2 separate regions of the Mus musculus genome follow, and region 2 is linked to region 1. Evidence: chromatin loops called from intact Hi-C (ENCODE). Cell type or tissue: gastrocnemius. All regions are shown on one strand. Each heading gives the region's core, and the rest is flanking DNA. Links, peaks and the distances in the headings are about the cores only.

Evidence for each region. A loop is a pair of places that touch in the nucleus more often than their neighbours do. Peaks named below come from ENCODE experiments on the same cell type or tissue, not always from the same donor. Only the 100,000 strongest peaks of a DNase experiment are listed, where the experiment ranks them.
Region 2: a loop joins it to region 1, with 1.9 times the contacts of the local background. A loop is called at or near these places in 2 of 42 quality-filtered maps.

The regions. Positions count from the first base shown.
Region 1 is chr2:91,921,101-91,926,472 of GRCm38, forward strand. It overlaps Chrm4 (cholinergic receptor, muscarinic 4), which reads left to right and starts at 1,089. Exons shown (of 2, transcript NM_007699.2): 1 at 1,089-1,243. In gastrocnemius, for the core only: CTCF peaks have their summits at 770 (motif pointing right) and 3,130 (motif pointing left); DNase peaks (open chromatin) are centred at 267, 873, 2,142 and 3,131; H3K4me3 peaks cover 2,822 bases.
Region 2 is chr2:91,868,765-91,874,136 of GRCm38, forward strand. All of the region lies in intron 11 of Ambra1 (autophagy/beclin 1 regulator 1), which reads left to right. Among named protein-coding and RNA genes, the nearest start is that of Chrm4, 51 kb to the right of the region's middle. In gastrocnemius, for the core only: no CTCF peak of the experiment used is centred there; a DNase peak (open chromatin) is centred at 2,078; H3K4me3 peaks cover 365 bases; H3K27ac peaks cover 801 bases.

The DNA.
Region 1 (5,372 bases), core at 64-5,063:
TACCACTACCACTGTCCCCAGGAGCCCCTACCAGCCCTTGCAGGAGAGTAGAGGAGAGCTGAGACTCAGGTGGTTTTTCCAAGAAGTCAGCCGGCTTAAAGTTAATTGGCTGTTGACACTCAAGAAGCTTTGTGGGTGACCGGTACTCAGGACCCCGGGCGCGAAGGGGTGCATTCAACCCTGGCTGGCGGGTGCTTGATCTGAGCAACTGGCCTTCGCACCAAGGACGTGTGGGGCTGTCCGAGGTGCTGAACCTGCCTACTTTGGGCCTTAGCCTAGTACTGTTGCGGGAGGTCTAGGAGACTGGACTTTCCTTCATGGCCTGTTCTGTCCCAGGTGACCTTGGGCACCTGGCTTCCCCACATAGGCAGCGATGAACTCATTCGCGGCTGGATAGGAGACTCGTGCCATCTTCAGTCTCACAGCTAATGCGCGTCCCTTCCCGGGCGTGGAGAGTGACAAGATCTTTAGCCAGGGTAGATGCTCGCCTGTCCAGTCTCACCTGCTCTTCCCCAGGCCCCGACGGCTGCAGTCTTTTGGCTGTCCAGCGGCTATCAGGCAGCGCTCTGTCCCGACAGAAGCACGTTGCTAGATCTGCCCCGCCGCACACCAGGGGCCTGTTGGGGCCAAACCCTCAAGACCAGGATTTAACCTCAGGCGGAACGACGAAGGGGCTACAAGCCGTGGAGAGGTTCGAAAACACTTCGGTGTCCAGAGTGCGTGGTTAGGGCGGAGGCGGGGCTCATAGCCAAGCTTGGCCGCCTGGTTCTTCCCCAGCCCGCGAGGGGGCGCCTAGTCCCCATGACAACGCGGACAGCCCCCACCCCACCCCCCGGAGGGCAGAGCCGGAGGCTAATCCTCCCTGGCGACTGTGGGCGGTGCCCTCGGTGCTGGAGTCCGGAGTTGCGGGCCATCTCCCGGGAAGGGTGTGAGCATCAAGGGTGCCTGACACTCCAGGTGGTGACCCCCGCGCGTCGCCGCTGGGTGACCGGCCCCGGGCGGGCGGTGCGTCCCCACCACGATTGGCTGCTTCCCTGTGACATCACGCGGCTCGGAGAAAAGTGCGAGCGTGAGCGCGAGTCGGAGCCACAGCGCCGGGAGCTGCAGGCGAAGCAGGGGCCGCCCCTTGGCACCCTGTCCCCGCCCCCGGCCCCCGGCCCAGTCGCCCACCCCACCGACTCGCAGGGCCTCTGGCTAGTTCCGCCGTCTGTCCGGCGCCAGCGGAGCAAGACAGAAGCAGCGGGTGAGTAACTCCGCGGAATCGCGGGGGCGGGGGGCTTCTATGCAAGATGAGGATGTAGGGTTCTGGGACCCCCTGAAGGTCTCCAGAGGTGGGTCGGGCTGGAACAGGGCCCCAGACCCCTTTGAAAGGCAAGCGCGGTGCGGAAGGGGCGGAGAGCTCAGAGATGGGGCACCCCTCTGGAAGAAGGACCCCAGGTCTCTAAAAGGTTTCTCTAGGTGAACCTCTAGGGATTGGTGATCATTGAGAAGGCTAGGGGAGGAATAGTCCCAGCCCACAGCCCAACCCCGAAGCAGAGCAGCCGTCGGGTCAGGACCCACACTCCCTCACTCCCTCCCGTTGGCTCTTCTTCAAGGCGCCGGAAGATGAAGCCCCAAAGCGCCCGTTTCCCGCCCGTCTCCCTGCCCTCCGTTCCCACCTTGGCCCACCGGGAGCCTCCAGTACGCTCTAGCCCGTTGGAGTCCTCTGTCCGCGACCTTGAGCCCCGACGGAAAACACCCCTGTTCTCTCCTGTTTCCCTTCCCCCTCTCCAGGAGTACCCTCTCTTTTACTCATCCGGGGAGATACATCTCCCAGCCCTCCACCCTCCCAGCTCTTAGAGGAAGTGTTAGGCACAATGATTTGGCCCAATATCCAGCACCCCTCTCTCTTCCCCTAAAGTACAGAGGCTTCTCTCCGCCTCAGGAACAGTCCTGGGGGCCATAGCTTTCCTGAAGTGATCACTTAATAATCGAAAATCTACCCCACGGGCGCCCAGAGCACCCTTTCCCGACTTGTCCCCAGCAGGGGTAGGGGCTCGAGAACCCGCGGAAGCACATTGCCCACGCCCAGAGACTACAGGAACTGCGTGCCTGGGGGTTGATGGGAGGGCGGGGCATCGGAGAACCTTGGCCCTTTCGACCAGGACCCAGACGTGATGGAGCCGGGAGATGGGCCCAAGGGTAAGCCCCGAGATTGTCTTTGAGATAGACCTGAGCCCACAGCTTGGGAACTCGGTGCCTATTTTGACTGACAGGACTAGACAGGGCCTCTCCAGGGGTTGCGGGTTGAAGAGTGAAGAACAATTTTACCCTCCTGACCCAGGCCTCGACTGGGCTCCCCGTTTGGAGGCTCTACCCCTGCCCTCAATGCGTAGGGCACATCAAACTGAGCTCGGTGACCCTCACGGCTCGACGACTATCGCAGAGGCTTCTCGACAGAAGTCAGCCCACTGCTGGGACTGCACGCTCTCCATTCTTGACGATGCAGTTAGGACCAGGTGCCTGGGGCCACTAAGATAATGGTTCCAAAGTCAGGGTTTCTTCGCAGCCCAAATTTTGCTCCTTTCTCAACCCTTTCCCCACCCACAGACCGGGCGCTTGCCGGTGGTTCCCGCCATGGGAACTGGTCATTCGCTGATAGTCCAGCATTTGCTCCCGCACACAAATTCGCGGTTACGGCCACCCAAGCTCTATGGCCAGACACGCACACACATGCACACGCACGTGTCCACATGGCGCTGGTATGCTCACACGTTCAAAGGCGCACCGGTATCCAGGCGTGGCGGGGCGCACACTGGCACATGCAAACAGCTACTAGTGTCTACTCGAGCTCCCGAGTAGTCACACACAAACACAACTCGCACTCGTTTTCCCACCTACACGTTCCTTGATGGGTGCCTTGCGGGGTGCGGGTGGAATCCCGACGCCCTAAAGTTTTTCATCCTCGAAACCCTGGCCGAACCTAAGGGACCTTTGTGGCAACCTGGGACCACGGAGACAGGCAGTATCTCCCTCCCTTTGCTCCTTTGTGGGAGAAGCCCTGCCCTGACGCTTTTCTGTATTTGCGGTTTACTCTGGGACTTGACGTGGTGAACCTCCGGCTCGGGGTCCGGAGCTGGCACCGGGGACCGACATTGCCATCTAGCGGTGCTCACAGGCCAGGGTGATGGCTGCTTGCCTTCTCGGATTCTAGATGGGCGGGATTTGGGGGGGGGGGGGAGGCAGAGAATTGTGCCTGAAGGTGCTGTGGTCTGAACATCTGAGAGACTATCAGAGAAGTCTAGAAAGAAAACTGGGACCAAGTTGAGAAAACTGAATTTACCCAGTCTGCATCTGTCGGGGCTCCGGGAAGACCAAACCACCCACCATTCATCTGGTCATTTACTTGTCAAGGCTGTTTCTTGGTCCCAGGAGGACAAAAGGTCAAACCCAAGTGAGGGAACTGGAATATGAGGGTTCCACATCTAAGATGCATCTTGGGGGGCTTCTATCCTGTGTGGTTTGGGGAATATCTTGGAGATAAAGTGTCGCAGACCCTCCCCTTCTTACGAATGGATGACTTTGATCAGGTTCATTATCACGATGCCCTTCGGTAAGAGGACTTTTATGTCTGTAAGAGGAGGTTACCAATAGTACTTACCTTGTCTGGGTGCTATAGGCAGTAAACTTTGAGGGGCTTCTGACTCAATAAACAAGAGAGATTGTATTTTTCCTAGCTCACACATCTTGCCCCCCACCTCCCCACCTTCATCTTCTTATCCTGCTGGCTGCTGGCTGTGCTCTGGTCCTGAGAGACTAAAGTGAAGGTTTCCTTGGTGCATGCTAATGGCTCCCCTACTGCCTCGTCCCTGTCCCTGCCAGTGGGTATTTGGGGTGGGGTGAGGTAGGGAGAACAGCCTCTATGCTTGATGCTACCCTCCAAGCATCTGATGCTTAAGGCCCCATTTTGGAGCTGAATACCACTGTGGAGTCCCTTGAAAGAACTGATCTGTCTTTTGCCCTTGACTCCTTGGGTGACCTTGGAGTGTCACTACCCCACTTCCTCCTGTCTTCCTTTGACCAGTGGATTTAACTTTGAAGCCAGAAGGCAATCTCTTGTATCTCTTGTGTTGGAGCTGGAGAGCTTGGCCCAAGCTTGGCTGGTGCCATTTCCAGTTGGAGAGCAAGCTGAGGTGCTAAGGGGGTCCCCTGGCTGTTCAAAGGCCATAGTGGGACAAGATCCTCTATTTTGTAAATGACAGAACTAGTTCTCAGAGGGCAAATGGTTCTCCTCGGACTGTACAGCTAGACCTTGCTGGCCTACTATTGAACCCAAGCTGCAGACTTGGCGCCTGTTCCTCCACAGCTGGCTGCTGCACCCTCTCTTCCTCTTACACACACACACAGGCTCGCATGCACGCGCGTGCACGCACACACACACAGATGCACACACAGACGCACAGGACTGCGTATACGACCTGCGTGTGGCTGAGATGGTGCCTTTGTGCGTATGTGGAATGCTTGTGTGTTGGCGGGTGTGAAGGAGGCTGGGCTGAGCGGCTGCCCTGGCACAGCGTGCTGGGCGTGGGCCTCCCTCACATGTATGGAAGAGGAAGGGGAGGAGGAGAGATGAAGGGAGCCTGGTGGGAGGGAAGGCAAACTCTGGGGAGGGGCTCTGTAGGACTTTAGCTGGGTCATCCTCTGTGTGGGATGTGAACTCTTAGGCTGGCTCCGGGGTAATTCCCTCATCTTTTGGCTCCACGAGGGAGCTTGTCCTTAGTTCTTGGGAAATCAAATAGACCCTTCTTCAGCTGCTGTGTCTTTCAGGCTTCTGATTTCTTTGCTGGGGATCTAACAGCCCCCACTCTGTCCATTCTTCACCCCTGGGACTGGGCTGGGCAGGCGAAGCTGAACTTCCTGCGTCATCTCTCTAGTCCCTTTCCTATTCTTCCTCTTCCAGGTGTCCCAGCTCCCACCTCACCTCCTCTGGTCGCTAGCGTGACCTCCCTAGCCCTTAGAACCATCAGGTCCTGTGTCTTTCTTGACTGCTCTCCTTGCTCCCAAATGCACTGGAGCAGCCACAGGATGTCAAGGAAATGTGGAACCTTATTTAACACCTCTGAGCCTGTTTCCTCAATATCTGCCTTCGGTTGTGAGGAAACACAGAGTGCAGGAACTCAGTAGACAATCTATGCTGGCTGCGATGATGATGATGGTGGTGGTGGTGGTGATGATGACGACGACAGTGTAGGAATGGGAGAACAAATCTCCCTTGGCCACGATTGGTTAAGAAATGTCCACGTGGCTGGACATGGTGGAGCATACCTGCAGTTCTGGTCCTCTAGAGGCAGAGGCAGGCAGATCAAGGCCTGTGACTTTGAGGTCAGCCAGGT
Region 2 (5,372 bases), core at 59-5,058, 52 kb before region 1:
TATGAGAACGACTGGGAGGCTAGCATGGACTTGGAAGTGTATAAGGATACTTGTGATTCTGAAGGAGTCTGAAGGCCAATATGCACTTTGGTTTGCTGATAGACACCATAAGTAGCCATATGCCCCTTCTGCCAGAGGTAGGGGAATTGACTTTATAAGGGGACTAGCTTATTAAGTTCCTGAGGAGTCTTTTATTTAACACTCAGAAATCCTCCTATAGTACAGGTTGAGCTCATTCTGGATATTTTGACTTTTTTTTTTTTTGCTTTTTCGAGTCAGGGTCTCTCTGTGTAGCCCTGGCTGTCCTGGAACTCACTCTGTAGACCAGGCTGGCCTCGAACTCAGAAATCCGCCTGCCTCTGCCTCCCAAGTGCTGGATTAAAGGCATGCGCCACCACCGCCCGGCTGATATTTTGACTTCTTATTGGAGGATGGAGAAATAGAATTTCCTTTGGGCCTGACACCTTACATTATCAATGTCACAGTCAATTTGAGTCCCTTTAGCAGAAGATATTCTAAGAGCAATACTTTCTTGGTTTGGTTTGGTTGGTTTGGATGTGGTCTTACTATAGAGACATACTGACCTGGAATAGGAATAATAATATATACTATTATTATATATTTTGCCCTCCCAGTTGCTTTAATTATAGGCATATGTGACCATGACCAGCCCAAATAGATCTAAAGTTACTTTTCTTGGAATTACAGTGTAGCTGGCATAAAGCTTACCACCTAGGGATGGCTTTTATCAATAGGAACATTTGGTGATATCTGGAGAAATTTTCTTTGGTTGTCACAGTGTTCATGGGTAGAAGCCAGAGATGCTTCCAAATGTTTTCCAATACACAAGCCTCTTCATTGTTCTTTGATAAATGATCTGATTTGGAATATCAGTAAGTTTGGCAGTTAAATGCTGAATCTAGGGCTAGAGAAATGACTCAGCAGTGATGAGTACTGGCTGCTCTTCCAGAGGCCCCAGATTCAGTTCCCTGCACCTTACATGGCAACTCAGAACTCTATATCCAATGTACCTAACTCCACTTTCTGACCTCTGCTGGCACCAGACACACATAGAGTGTGCATAAATATTCTAAGGCAAATATGCATACACATAAAGTAAAAACAGATGCATTTTTGTGGGTTTTAAAAGGTGTTTTTGTTTTTGAGGCATGGTCTTTTTTTCTATGTAGTCTCAACTGTCCTGGAATTTGCTATGTAGATCAAGCTGGCCTGAAACTCAGAGATCTGCATGTCTCAGCCTTCCAAGTCCTAGGATTAAAGGCATTCTACCACTACACCTAGCAAAAATAATTTTTTAAATAAAAAATATAGCCAGGAGTGGTGGCACATGTCTTTAATTCTAGCACTCAGGAGGCAGAGGCAGGTGGATCTCTGTGATTTTTGGAGGCCATCCTAGTCAGCAGGGTGAGTTCCAGGACAGCCAGAGCTACACAGTGAGACCTTGTCTCTAAAATACATAAGCCAACAAACAAACAAATAATATTTTACGAAATTAATACTGAGATGGGTAGTGGTGACGCACGCCTTTAATCCCGGCACTTGGGAGGCAGAGGCAGGTGGATTTCTGAGTTTGAGGCCAGCCTGGACTACAGAGTGAGTTCCAGGACAGCCGAGGCTATACAGAAAAACCCTGTCTCGAAAAACAAACAAACAAACAAAACAAAACAAAACAAAAAAGAAATTAATACTGAGTCTAGTTTACTACATATGAAAATATTTAAGCATTAGAAATCATTTAGCCTTGGGCTGGTGAGATGGCTCAGTGGGTAAGAGCACCCGACTGCTCTTCCGAAGGTCCAGAGTTCAAATCCCAGCAACCACATGGTGGCTCACAACCATCTGTAACAAGATCTGACGCCCTCTTCTGGAGTGTCTGAAGACAGCTACAGTGTACTTATATATAATAAATAAATAAATCTTTAAAAAAAAAAAAGAAATCATTTAGCCGTCAAGATTTGCTTCTAAGGCTGAATGCCACCTCTATCCATGGCTCAGTCCATTAACTAACTGGCTCTGGCACATTGCCTGCACCTTGAGCCAAAGCTGCTAAGTGGTGGGTGGGTTTTTTGGGTTTGTTTTTTTAAACAGGACAATGCTTTTTCTTCCTGATGTTTCCAAGAGACAGGCGCAGTTGGCCAGCAGCTCTCGTGCAAGAGAGCCTGGTGACGATACTTGAATCTGTTGCTGGCATCTTTCACTCCCTAATCTGTGTTTACACGGCACTGAAAATTGACTCTCTGATGCCAAGCTCTGTTTCTGTGCAGTACTCCTGCACGGTTGGCAGAGATCCCCTCCCTAGTCTCTTCACAGTACCACCCTACACGTGTATTTATTGCACAGCTGTTTTCAGAAGCGTACGCTGTACAGGATGTCTCTGGAGTTGGGGCTAGAGCTGAAATCATTTTGTTCCCAGTTACAAAGCCAGCATGTGCATTTCTGAACCTTTTCCCTGGTTGTAGATTTAATCTTCTGCTTGAGAAAATAGTTGTTTCTTTAATCTCTCTTAGCAACTAACATTTAGTTCATCATACGTGAAGAAAGCCAATTTACTTCTTTGTGTTTGGGGTTAGAGATATGCTTTTCTAGTAAGTTAGAAGAAATGGTAAGGAGCTAAAGCAGTCTGAGACTGGCTGTTAAAGGAGATGTCAGTGATCTAGATAATAGAAGTGAAAGCCTGGGGAATAATTTGGAAGCTCAGTGGAATGAAGCCTCTATCAAAATGAAAAGTGATTCCTTCCAGGGAAGTGGTAGATCTTCTAACTAAAATGGTTTGCATTATTAATGAGGCCAAGAAAATCTGAGCCTGATTCTTTTTAAGAAATTTTTGGGCTGGAGAATGGCTCAGCAAGGCTAGGCTGACAACCAAAAATTAAAAAAAAAAAAAAAAATCCTGCAGGCTTTGATAGTGTGAAATTCTAGAGTCATAAAACCCACTAAAATCTTTCAGAAAGGAAAAGAAAAGAAGGAAATTCCTACAGACAGCAGAGCCTCTTTCTTGACCTAATAATCAGCAAAATTCTCACATCAGATTTTTTTTTTATTGAAAATAGATTTTCCCCCCTTATAATAGATTCTGATTATGGTTCCCTTCTCCCAGTTCCTCCTGGATCCACCCCATCTCCCTAAATTTGTATACCCTTTCTCTCTCTATTAGAAAAAGACATCCAAAACAAAATGAAAACAAACCAGAATAGGGCAAAACAAACATGGGAGAGGGGCAACAAAGAATGTGTACATAGAGATGTTAAAGACACATCACATTCACATATACAGAAATTTCATGGAAACACACAACTGTAGACAATAATACACAAGAAAAAGACCTCTAAGGCAGAAAACCCCAACCCCACACTGAAGAAACCAAAATAGCATTAAATTTGTTTTGTGTTGACCATGTACTGCTGGGCATAGGCCTGCCCTTTAGTGTAGTTTTTACACCCAGTGAGACTCCTTTGGAGAAAACTGTTTTTTGAGATGGGAGCTCATCTCTCAGTGCTGGAACCCATCTGACTTAGACCTGTGGGGCGCTCTACGTGCTGTCACAGACTGAGACCTGACTTAGACCTGTGGGGCGCTCTACGTGCTGTCACAGACTGAGGCCTTTTGTGCATTAGGCCTGTTTTGTCTAGAAGGCCTTTTTGCTTTGTGCCTTCCATCTCCACTGACTCTTAGAAAATGTCTACTTGTTCTTCCACAGAGTTCTCTGAACCTGGGGGGAAGGATTTGATAGGAACATCCCATTTAGAATTGAATGTTCCAAGGTTTCTCCCTCTGCACACTGTCCAGTTGTGGGTCTCTGTATTTGTTCCCATTTACTGCAGGAGGAAGCTTCTCTGATGATGGCTGAGCAAGGCACTGATCTATGGATCTAACAGAATGTTGTTGAGAATCATTTTATTGCCATGTTCCCTTTAACAGAACAGTAGTGCTTGGTTTTTCCCTAGGTCTGTGGCTGTTTCATCTCAGGTTCTTGGCCAGGCAAGCAGTGTTGGGCCCTGTCTCATGGAGTGGTCCTTAAATTCACAGCAGGTCACCATTGTAGATAGAAGGCTTTGAAGCTGCATTGGTGTGTTTGCCTTTCTCCTCTAGTAGTGCGCAGAGGACCCTTCAGTACTATGGACACTGCTCAGTAGGGGCGAAGGCTCCAGGTAGGCACCAGCTCGACTTCTCTGTATTCAGTGAATTATGTAGGTGTCAGTTTCAACAGTAGAACCTTATCATCAGTTTGTGGAGAGCAACCAATTCTTTTAGCAATAGCCTGGGTTATTTAGCCTTCCATTGGGCCCCTTTCACCAACAGCTTGATTAGATGTGACTCATTCCCAGCACTGGAGGTTTCATTTGGTGGCTGGATATGTCTACTTGGGTCTTTGTCTCTTTGTTATTTGCTGATTCCATTTTATATATGCATATATTTTAAGAAACTTCATCTGAATTAGATTTCCACATGGCCCCTCAAATGGTCCTTAGTTTTACCTACCCCGCCCTGTATCCCCCCTCTAACCTATACTCAAGATTTTTTTTTACATTTCTTTGACTCTGTGTGTGTGTGTGTGTGTGTGTGTGTGTGTGCGCGCGCGCGCGCACGCGCACGCATGTGCTTGTGCATGCACATACTACAGGTCAGAGGACAACTTGTGGGGGTCAGTTCTCTCCTTTACTGTGTGGGTCTAAAAGATCAAACTCAAGTCTTTGGCCTTGGCAGCCAGTGGCTTGCCTAGTGAACCATTTCACCAGTTCCCAGATACAATTATAGAAGGAGAATTTTCTGTGTTAAAGGAAGGTAGATAATGCACCTCATATGAGTGGTCATATGTAGCATGGAGCCATCTGGTTTGACGTCAGTGGCCACATTGATAACACCTGCAAATGCTGGTTTCTAACGCTTTTGAGTACATCACACTTGTTTGATACTGTGTTTGATTTTTGTAAGACTTTAAAACTATTTAAGACTATCAGTTTATTTACAATAGTATTTTTCGACTTGTTTGTTTGTTTGTTTGTTTTTTGATAGAGGGTTTCTTTGTATAGCCCTGGCTGTCTTGGAACTCACTTTGTAGACCAGGCTGGCCTCGAACTCAGAAATCCGCCTGCCTCTGTCTGCCTCCTGAGTTCTGGGATTAAAGGTGTGCGCTACCACGCCCGGCGCTATTTTTTGACTTTTATTTAACTATCCTTCTCCCAAGACATTTCTTTTCATTCTCCCTCCCATGGACACACTTATACATGGTGTGTGTCCATATATTCTGGCATTGAGAAGGAGAATTAATGAGATTATACTAAGTTTATGGGGGCACTCCTTTTTTTAATTATTTATTTGTGTGGAAAAGTGGAAAGAACAAGAACACACAC